2 separate regions of the Homo sapiens genome follow, and region 2 is linked to region 1. Evidence: chromatin loops called from intact Hi-C (ENCODE). Cell type or tissue: mammary epithelial cell. All regions are shown on one strand. Each heading gives the region's core, and the rest is flanking DNA. Links, peaks and the distances in the headings are about the cores only.

Region 1 (8,571 bases), core at 233-8,232:
TCTACATTTGAAGTAATGATACTGCTAGCTATCCCTCATGCAAAATGTGTAGAGATCATTCTTGATAACTCTCTTCCCTCTTAATCAGCATGTAAAATCCATTAGCAAATTCTACTAGTATTTTAATCAAAATAAGTCATCATCACTACACTGTTTTATTATTATTCCCATAGCTACAACAACCATCTACTTAATATGCACAGTTCCTGGAACATAGTAGATGCTTAGTAAGACTGGTTGAGTAAATGAGTACATGCATGAAATAGTGGTGTAACATAAGGATAGTGATCATTCCTACCATATAAGGACACAGTATTGTGTAGTAGGGAACACCATAGGACAACAGTTCTAGCTAAAGCAGGATTAAGAAAGACATATAGTCTCCTTTGGTCAATACCTGAGACTTTGTGAGGTATATTGTATTTGGGGAGCTGTCTGAATCCCAAAAGGAAACTCTCTCAGTACAAACCTTCAATTTGAAATAGTAGTAAAGAGACATTCTATGAAATAGGTCTTTTCAAAAACTTATAGGAAGATGAGGGAAGTTGATGTTAACAGCTGAAGTTGGTTGTCTTCCCCCTCTTTGACAAATTCAAAATGACAGGAAGATGTAAATTCTTGCCCTACCCCTCCGTATTGTGAATTTCATTTCTTCTGTGAGGGTAAAACTTATTTGCCTTTCTTCTCGGGTTTTTTTGGGAATATCCTTTTTACTCACTTGTCAGAGAAAGTGCATTTTTTTAAAATCCAAAAAATAAGTATAGCTTTTTTGGTTTAAAATATTTCTTTTTAGAAAACTTCCCTGGAAGCATAGTATACTGATATCAAAAAAGCAAATATCTTGTTGTATCTTGTCAATTTCATAGGAAATAATAAAACTCCCCCAATTCTCAGAAGCATGTGACTTTGTGTCCAATATGCAAAATTTTATTTTGGAAGGAAATTGTGTATCCAGGTTATTTTTATTTTCTATGTTGTGCTATAATTAATTTTCAAGTTGCACTGTTAAGAACTTGTTTTTTTTCTCTGTTTATGTTACTTTTATTTATTTATTTGGTATGATGTGTTTAAGCTGCACTTATCTTCGTTCTGATGAACTGGTTAGAGCTTTTAAGAGCTCTTTACAAAGGTGTATTAAAACTAGCTCGAGAGCAAGGATTGCCTTAGTTAAAAAAGGTTTTTTAAAAATGTGTCTCCCCCGAGGAACCTACTCAAATTACTTTAAGAAATAAAAACGTTCGGGGCATGCCTGGCAACTATCTGATGGGAAACAGTTCATCTATGGGAGTGCCTGTTGGGAAGATTAGTCCTAGGGCAGATTGCTCAACCTTTCCTGTGCTGAATAGCTCCTTTGCTTTTTACCTGAAGGATCCAAATTAAAATTGGGGAGGGTTGATTGAGGTGAATACTGGTGGTTTAGAGGCGGCACACACACAAACACACAATGGCATGTTTGAAGCCTCCCGAGAAACAGCATTTTATCCCTGTTCCCCCTACTGTAGATGACATAACAAAAGCAATAATAACAGCATTAACAAAAACGACGATTTATTGAGTGTTTCCTCTCTGCCAGGTACTGAAAACCACTTTCTAAAGTAGTGACTGCTGTATACACTTTCCGCAACTAAAAACTTGAAGTTCAGACTGGGCATGCAATTTAACTAGAAGTAAACCACTAGTAAACAGAAGAGCTGGAGTTTTAATTCTGGTCTATTTGATTCCTAATCCCATAGACATAAATAAGGCCTCTCTTCCTTCCTCTCTCTCTTCCCCTCTTCATCCCTCTTTGTGTTGGCTCCATAGCCAACACCCTGCCCCAATGTTATTTTTTTTTTTCTTTTCGGAAGTCTGTAGGGGCATAGGGCAGGGTCATATTGCTGCTAATGGGTTTAAGTAAGCCATCTAAATACAGAATGTGCTAAGGACAGGCCTGGCTACCCAGTTATAGCCTCCTTTTAGCTTTGGCTAGAAAGAAATCCCCAGAGCAAGTGTTGAACGTGGTCACCCACGCTACTTCCTTTCTTGGCTGAAGGTCAGAGAGAGTGAATTCTGGACCCAGCACAAAGTCTTATTCAGGAAATCATAACTGCCACAACCCAAGCACTCAGAATCTCAGCTTTGAAACTGAGTTTGTGGTCATTGCCCAATTTTATTGGCTTTGATAGTGTGTGGTTCTGGCTTCCAAATAAACATACTCATTTTTTTTTTTGCTGTAATTTTTGACATGCTGCCTTTTGAAACAATAATAGTAACTCTATAAATAAGTAGCTTTTAAATGGAAATATTTCCCAATTTAATCCCCTCTACTAAATATTTAATGAATATGTAATAAATAAACATATCATTCATGGAATAAAATTCTACCATTATCTCTACATGATAATTTTTTTAAAGAGTGAGATTCTCTTCTGGAAAAATCTTTAACAGTAGTTTATTTAGAAACAATATGATTCTGTTAATTTTACTTTCCTTCCTGCAGTCTATTTTGTGGTTGCTTTTATTTCTGCAGTTTTAAAAAGAGATATAAAATTAATTTCTTAAAGAAATTTTGACTCTTGATTCTTCTTAAGCATCCAAAGTATAATCTATGCTATATTGAATGGTTGCAAAAATGAACATGACATAATGTAAATATATTTAATTAGAAAAATAACAAATTTTAAAAAGTAAAATTTAAAAATTGAAAGACCTAATGCTCAAGTTATTTGAAAACGATACATCTTGAGAATTACAACATTCAACTGTTCGCCTATTAACTTCAAGCACCATTAAATGCCTCTGTGCTTGTACATAATTGTGCTGTGAAGGACAAGAGGAATTAACACCCAAAACCAGCTCTACTTCTCTGTGAAACTTGGATGAAACACATGTTGTTTCTTCTCAGTTGGTCTCTTATTCCTAAAAATCATAATTTCCTTGCTTATTTACATGCATGTATTCCTTCTCCATTCCCTAATCCCTAAGAGTATGTCAAATCTCCGTTATTATTTTAGTCCTTAATACCATTACATTTTACAAATTATATGTTTACCTATAATTATGTACTTTTAGAGTCTGATTAATAATGATCTTCTCCACTGTGAGATCCACGTGGCAAGTAGTTTTATGCATTTTATTCATAATATATATCTATATCACTAAAGGCAAGATTGACATAGCATCTGCTCAACAAACTTGTTGAATAAATAAATAAGTCAGTGAAGGAGGGGAAGTTACTATAATCTGTTTAAGTTTTATTATATCCCACTAGACCATGAATATGGTGTATTTCAAAAATTGTTTCACCAAATATAGAACACTCACCATATTTCAGCCACTGTTTAAGGCAATAGAATTAAGCAATGAATACAATCCTATATAGTACCTATCCTCAAGAAGCTAGGAATGAGTGTGAGGTAGGGACACATATATTCAGAGAAACTAGAAATAAATACTATATAGACAGTGGTTGAAGCTATGAAGGGGAAATATAAGGTACCCTGTGAAAGAATATTGGGGGCCTACTTTAGATTGCAGAGTCAGGGTGCCTTTTCTTTGGCACATTTCACATAATTTGGTATTTTTGTCATATTTTTATGCATAGTTTTTATATCTTATTTATCTAACTAGATATAAACACAAGGCATTACACTGTATATCTCCTTGCTTTTTCAAAACTTTAAATTTAATGGTAAACATATAATCACTCATTATGAATTTAGGAATTGGCTGAGGACATATTCTCTTCAAATTACTAAAAATTTAAGGCATAAGCAGAGGCTAGAGAAATTTCTGCTCCCAGATATTGCCAGTAACAGAGGTTAGTCAATAATCCAGCTCAGGGAAGGTCATTTTAAAACTTGACTCTCTTGGGACCTAAGGATAGCTTCACTAGATTTATTTCAAGCCAGCACATTATAGTTTGTCTAAATGAACTGTGTTATTTCCTGTTATTGATACCCATAACTCTTAAAAGCAGTAACTTCTCTTGTAATTTAATTTAGATTGACTCTTGGAAATAGAAACTTTCAAAGAGCATTCTTTAAGAAAGCTGTATTTCCGTTAAGTGCTAACATAAAGAACTAAAAGTAATAATTTATTCTATTTTCTTTCCTGTATCGTCTTTCCATCTGAAATTCACTACTACACCAGTACTGACCGGGACCAATACTAGACTGAAAAATATGAGAACAGAATAAGAGGGGTTGATTGGAAGGTGAGATACTGAGTAGGGAGATCAGAGGCAGGTTTTTCTGTGCAGAAATGGAATTAGAGCTTTTTTGCACCACTCTTTTGAAGAAAAAAATATTTTTACCACTCCTTCAGTCATTTCCAAGATTTAGTTGCCACAGTCCTATCATCTTTTAGTAAACAGCAGCAAAATGTTTCATAGCTCTTTACTTCTCCTTTTTAGTCTGAATGCCTGGAAGCCAAGAAATTTGCATCTCGTTAGCTCGTCAACAAAGACTGAAGGCCACGCAGAGTTTGCACATTCTTCTTGAAATTAAATTTATTATACATTTTTCCTTGTAGAAAGGATTCAGTTGGATAGCAATTTTTAATATTAATTGCTTACAAATATAATAATGTAGGGGCTAGAAAATCCTTTATTCGTTGGTAACACGTAAATTGTTATCAATATATTATCTATTTACTTTCTCCGCTAGGAGGATTAGAGTGAAAATATTTATCTGGGTAATTTGAATGATGTAAGAAGGGGAAAAGTTTCCATCCTCAAGGTTGGGAATAGATGTCAACAATTCCAGATAGGCTTCCAAATCCAGATGACCTAGTTAATTTTATTTCAGGGCAATGAACAGATGGTGTGTGTTCTCAGTCTATCTGGCATTAACGTGCACTCTGTCACCATAAGACTTAACGGTGGCAGATGGCAGTTGCGTTAGCAAACATTCAGTTCTCTCTCTTTGATTCTTCCCTTAGGATTGAGGAAGGCCTGGCCGTGGCTCACAGCTGAGTCACACCTCTCCAGTAAAGCCTGAGGAGAGCATGTCAAACCACCGGAAGACCTCAGTCATGTGGGTTTTCCGGTTCACCCGTGGCAACAGGTACAGCTGGGGCCTGTTCAAAGGCTTGTGGTGGCTATTCTGGTCTCATTGCTAAATCCATCTGGGGTCCAGTGCCACCCCAAGGCCAAGTTAAGCATTTCTATGAGATGGGTGGAGTTTTCTCACCCTCTCGTGGAAAAGTGCCTGGATATATCAGAGCAGCCTTTCATGGCCTCTGTGGACTTTTCTGGATAGAAAAGCAGCCAGCCATATTTAGCAGAGTTTTTTTCCAGCAACATGAATCATTTAATTGTCTTGGTTGATCAATAGAGCATCAAGGCAACAATGTGAGAAAAAAAATGTTTTTCTTTTTAAAGAAGATTCTAGACTTTTCAGGAATCCAGACAAGAATATGTTACAGATGTACTCATGCACTTGCATCTCCATAAAGCGGTCCTTGGCATCCTAATTGCTGTGCACTTCAGATGAGACTAGTGCTTAATTAATGAACTAACTCTAAAATCAACATATAAGAGTCAGCTGGGACTGTGAAGATGCTGTCCTGGGAGATGTTGCAAGTTTCAGAGAATCTAAAAGATAATTTTCATCTTTTAGGAATTACAGAATAAGGGAAATAATGCAAGTGAAAAAATATGGATGGGGGATTTATTAAATCATTTGTCCCTGCTTTATGGGCATGTACTTTTCAATATGCAGGATTTTAAACTCTATACATTTTAAAATTCTCTTTCAATTTTGATGGTTCTTATTCTTGAACTAATCATAGATGTGCAAGGCCCAATAAAGAAAAATGTGATTGATAATTTAAATTGCACATGTTCCATAATGCAGATTTGCTAATCGCCAGAGCTGTGAAACATGCCAGAAAATATATTTTATAATTTATTTCTGGGTTAGCAATTGGAGATAACAAGCAATGTTGGGGGCTTATTACTTATTGCCATCTGAAATATATGCAAGTATAAAATTCCTTTGATCCTGGTCATGGATATTTCACCAGCTGGTATAAAATACTTAATAGTAAGCTGCAATCTCTTTCTGGATTCAAGCCCTGCTTTGCTGAAGAGAGATATAAAACCACTATAGCAGTTCAAATACCACTGGCCTATTGGTTACACTGCACAGGGAACATTATACCCTGCATATTCCCTTTCAGGAACTAACTTACAGCTTCTCTAACTAAATGTGTTGGCAATATATAGAGATAATTTAGAACATTGCAATGTCAATCTTTGAGTTAAAAATATTGGGGTACATTGGATGCATACTTTAAGGCAGGCACTTGTATGAGGTTTTAGATTCATAAATACACTGATTAGAATACAATACATTTTTAACAGTTTATTTATTTTATTTTTTAAATTTTTGTAGAGACAGGGTCTTACTTTGTTGTCCAGGCTGGTCTTGAATTCTTGTCCTCAAGTGATCCTCCTGCCTCAGCCTCCCAAAGTACTAGGATTACAGGCATGAGTCACCATACCTGGCCAAGGGCAGAATACATTTAAAGGAATGATAGAATACAGTCATCTGATCTGATGGATTTATTTCTAGTATTCTTAAATATCTTTCAAAATTTGACTAGTAAATTAACAAGTAGACCTGGATTGCTTTTATACACATTTGACTTGATATTGTCCTATTTCTGTAAGCAAGATTTTGATATAGGATCTCCCCTAAAAACCTGAATTTAAAGGAAAATGCCACTTTGATGATTTCCTAAACATGAGTACAGAACACACTGTAGTTCTAGTGATTTCTAAAGAAGACTATAAATTACATGAATTCTGATACCTTTAGAAATGCAAGCTCTTGTTTTGCTTTATTTTAATTTGCTTTTTAATTATTCATACAATTGCCTCAATACTCTCCTTTGATTTGCTGTAGAGGCCTCAGTTTATAGTAATCTCACAAGAATAGTGCCAAATGTATTTTTTCCTGTTGGCTTTGGAGGTGTTTTCGGGGTTTATAAATATTTTAAAATATATAACCATTGAATTTTAGAGCAGATATAGACTCTGAATTCATTCCAATGTGGGAAGTCTCAGAGAGTTTGGAAGTTAAACAAGGTCACAAAGATAGAATAAAGCTGTCATGAGAACCAACACCTTTAGTTGTCAACGAATGAAGCTATTTTTTCATGGTAATACAACTAAACATTAAGATGAAGTGTCTATAGGATTCCAGTGAATAAAAACCAACAGGAGGAGGCTAAGACTTAGTTACTTAGCTCAAGTGGTTGCTTGTAAGAAAAAAAAAAATCACAAAATTTTTTATAGCAGGATAGCAGGATAAAATCCAGTGGCAAGAAATGTCTACTGCTGGAGTCATAAAGTCTTTCATCAAAAAACTCTATTATAAAATAAATGCTCATACTTTAAGCCATTATTTACCTTATGTAATATATCAAATTTATCTTATATAATATATCAAATATATCTTCTATCATTTAGTAATTATTTTCCACACGAAAGGCAAAGATTCTTGTGTGGATCCCAGAAGGCATCATAGAGGTATCTCTGTCTCAGGCAGGAGTCCTACTTCTTGAAAGACAGGCTACCAAAAGGTAAACTTTACAAACTTCACAGCTTTCCCCAACTCCTAATAGAAGTGAGTAGATGAGTAAAATAAGGTTCTTATGAAGTACATAAAATAATATCTCAAGTACTCTGCTGAATGCTTCTTAAATATTATTTGATTCTTGTGTAACAACACCCTGAAGTAGGAACTGTTACCACTCCTATATTATAAATGGGATAACAGAGGTTTAGAGAGTTAGGGCCTTTTCCTAAGATCACATGACTGATTTACAAAGCTGAAGTTCGAATCCATGTCCATCTGAATCCAAAGATTCTGTTTTTATAACCATCAGCTCTATAATGGCTAGGTTTTGCAGGCAAAAAACACAGGATACTGAAAGGCATGTCATGTAAAGACCTGTTGAGCTTCAGAAGGTCAAGATATTTGGGTTGAGTCCTGCTGAAATGGACTCTCAAGAGCTGATTGTTAAATATTCAGGAATTTTGCAAGTTAGCTGTTAAATTGTTGATAGCTTGAAATGAGCTATCGTGGAAGTATTTACACCACCGAAATTGGCTACAGCTACAAAACAGGGTTTTGTTTCCACAGAGTTGGTTTTCCAGCACAACACTAGGTACTGGAATACTGGAGTTACAAGACAAAATGTATGAAGGAAAAAAAACAATAGAGGAATCTAGAAATGTACATTAAGGTCAGTTTATAAAGGGCCCAGGTAAATGTGGTTACAAAGTTTTTGGAATGCAAATCCAATTATGGCACCCTTCAATCTATAACCCTCCAGTGGCTCCCAAATGAAATAAAGTCTAAGCTTCATTTCCTTACATGAGAAGCCCAGAGAGAATGTGGCCTATGCTTTCCTCTTCAATGTCATTTTGTAATTCTAACCCTCTCACCCTCCCATCAAGCTACAGCCATGCTGGTCACCAGGTCCCTAACAAGCCAAGCTCTTTCCAACTTTAGTCCTTTACATTAGTTTTTCCCTTTGCCTACTATGTTATTCTAGTTTTTGCATAGTTGTGTCCTTTAG
Region 2 (8,571 bases), core at 269-8,268, 240 kb before region 1:
ACTTCTAGTCTAAAGAACTGTGAGAAAATACATTTCTGTTGTTTAAGCCACCAAGCCTGTGGTATTTTTATTGTGGCGGCCCTAGCAACCTAATACAGTTACCTAGAATTTATTAAGTAAACTGTCATTAACCAACATCTTCTTCACATCAATATGCTTAATAACAGAGCAGAAACTAACCAAGTGCCCACAAACACATCATATATACTAGTTGAAAGAAGGAACAAATTCTTGCATGCATGCATATGTGGAATTAGAGTAGGGTTTAACAATAATTTGTGAATAAAATACACTCTTCCTTTTATTCTTCCCTTGGACAATGTTAACTATGAGGAGAAACTGTAGTGATGAAATAAAAGTCATATTTCACCGTATCTTACTGATGATCAAATACATACATTTATTGAGTCCTTATACTGTGAAAATTTAAAGAAATAAGAAGTGCCCAAAGTTCCCTAAATGTATCAGGGCATGGAACTCATGGAAGACATACTTTTCCTGCTGAAAGTATTATCTACAAGGCGCAAAATATACTTTTTACATGGTGTTGTACAGTGAGTGGTCTGGCTGTTTACCCCAGGCATCATATGTTGCTGTCTGAAAATGGGAGTATCCTTGGGTGTAAGAACCTATATGGTCAGGTTTTTCTGAAGAAACTCTAGGAAAGCTAGTTCCTTCAGCCCACACAGATTATATGACTAATCTTTCAGAAAGCCAACTTCTTAATTTATAATCAGTTACAAATTATTATCCTGAGTGTAACAATTCAGGAAAACTAATCATGGCCTATGTGGCTGCTTGGTGAAAGCATATTAAGAGCAAAGGGAAAGTGTTGCTCCTAAAGAAATTCTCATCTAGCTAGAAATGCCTTCTGATGAATTGGTCTTCGATTTTCTGGGGATATTACGTTTGGATTGCAAAGACTGTTCATTCATCCATTGTACTATTCACTTCCTTTTAAAGCATTATTTATTGAGCCACTATAATGCGCTAAACATTATGCTAGGCATTAGAAACACAATGATAAATAATACAGACATCGTTTTTGTCTGCATGGGACATATATTTTAATTGTCATAGTTTCGCTAGTGGACTGCATTTACTGTTTCCATGAATTAACAACATTTCTCTTTCCTTTGGTTCAGTAGTACTGCTCCTTATTTTCTGTGGTGCTTCTTTCTATAAATGTTTACCAAAATATTGCATGTGTCTAATAAAACCTTTTTTGGAAGAATGGCTCAAAGTTTTTCCTAACAGCTTAAAGCATTGTGAATTGAAGTCTTTGATGGCACATACTCTAAAAACTTAGGCATCATAACGATACAAATCAAAGTGACAGAAAAATGTACCTGAAAAGTATCTGCAAAATGAACACATTTATTTTATAAGGGTCAATGTACAATCAAATATTGAGATCTATGTCTTCTTTTACCATGTTTAGAATGAGCCTATGGGATAATTTTCTAAATGCAGAAAAATATTCCAATTTCTCTGGACCAATATTTGATCTTATACTTTCTCCTCCTATTCACACCAAATCAAGTGAAATTTGGACTTGCCTGAATTCTATGCACTCATGCCAAAGACACCTATTCTTCTCGTGACTTCCTTGCCTACCTAGCAGCTTACTAAGATGAAATTGTCTAACTTTGATGAGCACAGTCATAGTTCTTGAGGTTCGCACACATGTAATTCACTGGTTTATGTTAGAAGAAAGAAAGGAAGAAAACCTCCAGTTTCAAGCCACCTTGTATTTTCTGGGTTGATTCTATAGATTTTTATCCAAGGAGTGGGCTTGTAAAAGAACTGCCTGAGGTGGAAACATATGAAGGCAAAGAGCTACAGAAGTGGCCCTTTATCTAACAACATCACCTCTCAGAAGCCATGACCCCTGTGAATTTGATAAAAGGAGCTGAATGGCATAATAGCGAAGGGTACAAAAACTAGACATCTGAAGAGACTTTCTTTTTCAAGGATATACCTAACAGACTTTAAAAATATTCCTTTAATGGGGAGTTTAAAGGAAGTTCCTTCCTATTGTGAGGTCCACGGTTCCTTAGGTAGGTCTTCCCTTTGTCACTTTGGGTGACTTCAAATATAATATTGTGACACTGTCTCTAAATTTTAGAGAGGCTTTTCCTTTGCCTTGAAAAGAAATTAGATATTTAGAAAAGACCAATTCTCTGCTTTTAAACACTACATACTTATACTTTCCTATTGGAGGCTGAACTAACATTTAAACATGTTATCATGATGCACATAAATACTGTTGGCAAAGCTTTTATGGCTACCGATGACACTATAAAAATATGCCTTCATTTTAGAACTCTAGAGGATTTGTACATCTGCATAAGCTCCAGAGTTCCCCGCTTTGTGGGGGAAGATCTGATGGGGAAGATGAGATCATTATCTACTTCTATCCTTGTTTAAATTCGTGGGAAGCCTGATTGGAAAGTACTTTTCCTCACTGTAGTTCTGCAGTACCCAGTTTTATTACCCTCATAAATCTATTAGACACATATTTGTCCATATAAAGGAATTTTTAGAACAATCATTGTTTCATCATGTATGTTTGGTGTAATATACCTTTCTCATATATTTATGTGGATAAACATTTTATTTTAGTTCCAAGTCTTTCCATTCTAGTTAAACATAGATTGAAAACATGCATAAATAGAATCATTTCAAAGGTCTTTGGTCTCTCAGTTTTTAAAATTTTACTTCCCCATATGGCCGGAGAGTCCTGGTCCAGGCTGGACCCAGGTGGGGACCTGGTTTCTACGTTTCATGCAGGCCACTTGCTTGCTGTGTAGTGTGACTATGACCAAAACCCTGGACTTCTTGAGACTTCAGTTTCCTTGCCTGTAAAGTGAGAGCTCTTCAAGTTCTTCCAACTGTACAAGTCCATGACTTTCTTTGAGACATTACCAAGATATGCAATACACACTATGTGATTTTATTTGTCCTTCAGCACAATTAAGCACCTCCTGATAGGAACTTTGTTGTATTCCTTCCTGAGGATTCTTAGAGGTTTCATAGAGTATAGCAAATGTTTCAGACGCTCATTACATCTATGAGGAAAGAGCTCAGATTCAAGGGAACATAGTCTTTGGCTCTCTGTCATTTGGAGGTAGTTTAATGAAATGTAAAAGAAGAGCTTCCATTCAGGTACGGTTTTACAATAAACTGCTTTTGGTGGGATAGAAATTCATTCAACATTTGGTTGGACTTAATCGACCTTTTGAAAATGGGGTAGGAAGCAGCACTGTTAGGTTTTAATATATCTGTTTCTACTGGTGTTTATAAACAAGATTCCATGTGAGAACATTTGGACACTGCACATAAGATGATTATTTTCCTCTATTTGTTTATGCATTCTGCCCTAATTCTAGGCACTTAGACTGTATCAATTAAAAAAAAACAAACATCACTTCTTTGGATCTTATATTTTATTGAGGGAGAAGGGGATGCTGACAATTGACAATAGGTGTAATAAAAATTAAATAATATAGTATAAAATTATATATACGTGTAACAGTGTGTGATAAATGAAATGGGGAAAAGGTAGAAAGAAGAGGGTTAAGGGGATTGGGATGTTAGAGGAGAAGTTTTATGATTTTAAATAGGCTTTTCAAGTAGGTTGCATTGAGAAGGTGATATTTGAGCTTGAAGTAAGTAAGTTAGTGTGCTATGTGGATATTTAGAGAAAAAGTGTTCTAAGCAGAGGGAACAGCAAATGTAAAGATTCCCAAGTTGTACAGTGCCTGGAGTGTGTCAAGATATATCAAGGTGCTAGGGCGACGGCAGCGGAAGGAACACAGAAGAGGCGAGGGCAGATCACATAGGGCTTTATGCTGAACGTTTTTCATTTGCTTCCCCAGATCCATTCATTTCTCTTTGCCATTGATAAAAGCTTCACACTGTTGCTAGCCTCAGAGTAGCACACCATGTATATATGATTTTTTAAATGCTCATCCTCACCTTTGTAAACGTTCTCTGTTAGGGTTTGAATGTTTTTGTCCCCCTAAAGTGCATAGGTTGAAACATAATCCCCAACACAAAAATATTAAGAGGTGGAGACTTCGGGAGCTGATTAGGTCATGAGGGTGAAGCTGTCATGAATTGGATTAGTTTGCCCTTATAAAAGATGTCTCAGAAAGCTAGTTTTCCCCTTCACCATGTGAGGGTGCCGCGAGAAGGCAACATCTATGAAGTAGTGGGTGAGTCCTCACCAGACACAGAATCTGCTAGCTCCTTGATCTTGGATTTCCTGGCCCCCTAGTCTCCAGAACTGTAAGAAATGAGTTTATATTGTTTATAGGATATCCTGTCTATGGTAATTTGTTACAGCAGCCTGAATGGACTAAGGCTTAAACTTTCCTTGATGACCAGTTTAATTGTGTCACCTATTTTTTTCCAGGGCCCTAAATGATAAAGGCATTGGAGACCACTGTAAGGATGTTGACATTTATTCTGAATGAGTTGGGGAGAGATGCAGCGAAGTAGCTTCTAGTCCAAAAGTATCAGCCTGGCCGCTCTGTTGACAATAGTCAGCAAGAGGGTAAGGTTGAAGCAAGGACAACAGTTAGGAGGTGACTACTGTAATCCAGGTGAGGCACATGTCATCTGGCTATATAGGCCAGATTATACCCAATGAATTCTAAATGCATCTCATACTTTTTTGTTTGTTTGTTTTTTGTTTTTTTTGTTGTTGTTGTTGAGACAGAGTCTTGCTCTGTCGCCCAGGCTGGCGTGCAGTGATGCCATCCCAGCTAACTGCAACCTCTGCCTCCTGGGTCCAAGTGATTCTCTTGCCTCAGCCTCCCAAGCTGGAATTACAGGTGTGTGCCACCATGCCTGGCTAATCTTTTGTATTTTTAGTAGAGATGGGGTTTCACCATGTTGGCCAGGCTGTTCTCAAATTCCTGACCTCAGGTGATCCACCTGCCTCGGCCTCCCAAAGTGCTAGGATTACAAGTGTAAGCCACTATGTCAGGTCAGAAAACAAACTTTTATTATGGCCTAAAGTTCAAGATGGCTCTTTAGAAGTAATTTCCCCATGCCAGTTTTGGTTCTTTTGAAGTGAATCCTATGTATTGCTGTGAAGATAACTAGTGATTATAAATAGAATTTTAAAAATGGAATTAAATGCCTATCCTTTATGAAATGTCATTCCATTTTTTCTTCATAGGTTATTTGCTCTCTTTGTGAATAAAATATATTTTAAACACATTTTTCAGTTTTCCAACAAAAAGTTTTGAATGCCTATATGCTTTTTTTCTAGGCAAACTGTTTCAAGGTTAGGAAGAATGGGATGGCAGGTGAGGGAGGAACAGATATTAATCAAATATTACATAACTGCATATCAAATTTCAAACTGAAAAGAGCCATGATGGAAAGATACAGGAGTGTTAAAAGGCTCTAATAAGAAGATCTGTCCTAGCCTCAGGGAATTCTGTGAAGACTTATCTTAGAAAGCAATATAAGTTTTACAATTTTATCTATTGTAAAACTTCTACCTATAATAAGCAACAGGCACTTCCACCAAGAATAGGAGTTCCTTCACACTTGGTATAACCAGAATTCTTTTAGGAATTCTTCCACTTCATTTATTTGAGAGCAAATAGAGGATACTTACTAGTTTGATTGAAGCAATTGAGGTAGATTCTCATCTACTTTCTCATGGCTGTGTTGTAGCCCTGAAGTTTGACTTATGTTAGGGCCACTCTCATAGACCCTGTGCCTAGTTATGTGTGTGACTTATTTTCCCCAAGTAAACCATGTTGAGTTTCAAGAGAAAGGGATGGAATTTCCACATGTTGAGTATAAACTCTGTATAGGCACTGTTCCAGGAATTCAAGTGCATTTGCTCCTCTGTCTTTTCCTCACAGCCCACATCTAATCTAGTCTGTCAGCACTACTATGAAAAATAGATCCCCAATCTGACAACCTCTGCATTTCCTCTTTAGTTTAACCCACCATCATCTTAAATTTAGGCTTGTATAATAGACTTCTAATTGGTCTTCTACTCATGTGCCCCCATAATCGGTTCTCCATATGGCAACCAGAGTGAAGTTAAAAAGTTAATCAGAACATGTCGCTCCCCCTATTCAAAGTTCTCCAGTGGTTTCCCTTTGCCTTGACAAGAAAATGGAACCCCTTACATAGCCAACAAGGTCCTGGATGATTTAGCCTTTGATTTTCCACCCGTCTTGTATTGCTTTCAACCTCTCTGACTGTAATCTGGCCTCTTACCATTCTTGGTAAACTCTAAATGAGTTCCTGCCTTGGAGCTGTTGCACTTGCTGTTGCTTCTGCCTGGCTATGCATATTCTTCACATAGATTATCCCCTAATAATAAATAATGATTTCTTCTCCTTATTCAGGTTTTTCCTTGGATTCTCAGAGGAGCTTTCAATTCAAAATGCCAAGTTCTACCCTCAATCCCTCATCCATGATTTCTAATACTTTATTTTATTTTTCTTTAAAGCCCTTACCACCTTCAATGCAATGTGTATTTATTTGCATATTTTTCTAGACTACAAATTCCATGAGGACACAGACTTTCTTTTTTAAACCAATTCATAGTCTCAGAATCAAGCATGTTCTGGTCCATAACACTGCACTATAATATTTATGAATATTTCCAGAATAACTGACTGATGTATCTCCTTCAAACTCTTTGTTTTTGATGATCTTGAAAGGCAAGCACAAGAAGTTCAGGACCAGTACAGTTGTTACCCTTGCCTTGTATCCCATGAACATAGTAGACAATCAGCAAATATTTTTTGAATAATAAATAAATATAACCATGAACATTAAACTTTGCAAATTGCCATTGAGAGGCAATACACTGTTGTAAGCAAGTGACTGGCTTTGTGGTTAGACTGGACTGTTTGACTCTTATATCTGCCACTTGCTGTGTCAGATTGAGCAAATCATTTAATCTCTCTGAACCGGGTCTCCTTACCTAAAAAATTAGGCTAATAAGGAGTAGCCTCATGGGGAGAATTGTTGTGAGAATTAAGTAAAATGGGAAATGTATGCAGCATTGGGTCTCCATGTGTTATCAATAAAATAATCCTCCAGCCTGAGTTAAGTGCCCTCCTCTGCTTGCTAGTGGCCCCTGAGCTTTCCTGTGGCAGAGCAATTATCCTAGTCAATATTTTCTCTTTATGTGTCTACTCTTCTCCAAGTTTTAAGCATCTGGAGTGCAAGGACTTAACTTTATTAATCTTTAAATTGCCAGAACCAGTACATGGACGGTCCTCAATGCATCTGTTTTGAATTGAATAGGACTGAATTAGAGGGATAGCCTTTATTTCAGAATAAGGACACTGTGATATTAATCAATGTCAATTTCAGTGAGTCCTTAGTAAGTATTAATAAGAGACAGGCATCTATCTACAGGTATGTTTGCCAAGTTATTAGCAAAACCTATTCTAGACAAGCTGTAAATGTAGGGTCTTAGTTGTGGTGGTGGTGGTGAAGAGTGAATGAGGAGGAAGAGAGCAGCACCTACTGGAGGAGGATGTCCCTTGGTGCAGACCTTGTCTCTTTCCCTGCTGCTACTGGCTTTTGCCAAAGCTAGCTTCCTAAAGGCTCTGGTTGGATCTCTTTTATCAGTTACTAGGTAGAGCCAGTTGTGTCAGCTGAAGTGGTGGAAATTTCTGTTCAACTTATAAATAGTTGAAGAGTCTGTCTTGGTGAAATGTGAAATGAGCAAATATTCCATTTTCTCCCGGGAGGGTGGACCAGGATTCGGTGTATGATGCTGTGATGTCAGCCGTGTCCAGGCCTCTGTTCATGAGGCTGTACAGCCATAAGTTATTCATATGAACCTAACACACAAAGTCTTAGCCTTACCAAATAATGAGGATTCTTCTCCTGAAGCTTGCTCCCCTGCTGGAGGCCTCAGTCTGCAAGGTCACCCTGTCAGAAGCAGAAATGGACATCATATCCTTTAGGATTGGTGTACTTTATGAATATGGAAAAAAAGTGATGCACTGAGCAACTTAATGAAGCTCCAGGAAACTTTATACTCTCTCCTGTGTATCCTGGCTGGATATCAGATGTTGTCTGTGTGTGTGTGTGTATTCCTTCTTAATAGCTTTTGTTCATATATTTGGGTTGTTATTCCCTGGTGTCTTTAGTTAAAAGATCTGAGAGAAGAGAAATTTCTTAGAGTGATATTTAGTTCTGTCACGCACAGTTATTAATATTAAAGGAAATATTATTTCACAGGATAAATGAAGATCTGTAAGTAGCTATTGTTTCTCCTTTTTGGCCTTTGACTTGGAGAAGCTCTGGAATCTTTATAGTAGACAGTGGAAAAAAAATATATATATATATGGGTTTTGGAATCAGGTATAGGTTCAAATACCAGGTCTGCCCTGAGACCATAAGCAGGAAACTTTAGCTTCTCTGAGCTGTATAACAGGGAAAGCCAAGCCCTAGAAAGTTCTTACTATATGACATCACATGCCCAAAGCATCGAGTACCTGTACTCTGTACAGTGGATGCTTAATAAATGTTAGTTCCTTTTCTCCTTCAACTTTTCTCAGAAACAAG

What was found. Peaks named below come from ENCODE experiments on the same cell type or tissue, not always from the same donor. Only the 100,000 strongest peaks of a DNase experiment are listed, where the experiment ranks them.
Region 2: it touches region 1 in a loop (34-fold over the local background); 2 of 110 quality-filtered maps call a loop at or near these places.

What each region holds. Positions count from the first base shown.
Region 1 is chr12:90,248,936-90,257,506 of GRCh38, forward strand. LOC105369892 (a long non-coding RNA gene) reads left to right here and starts at 4,890. Exons shown (of 3, transcript XR_945183.1): 1 at 4,890-5,045; 2 at 7,457-7,569. In mammary epithelial cell, for the core only: a CTCF peak has its summit at 5,135; a DNase peak (open chromatin) is centred at 5,016; H3K27ac peaks cover 1,681 bases.
Region 2 is chr12:90,006,095-90,014,665 of GRCh38, forward strand. All of the region lies in intron 7 of LOC105369890 (a long non-coding RNA gene), which reads left to right. Among named protein-coding and RNA genes, the nearest start is that of LINC02399, 63 kb to the left of the region's middle. In mammary epithelial cell, for the core only: CTCF peaks have their summits at 4,185 and 7,522; no DNase peak of the experiment used is centred there.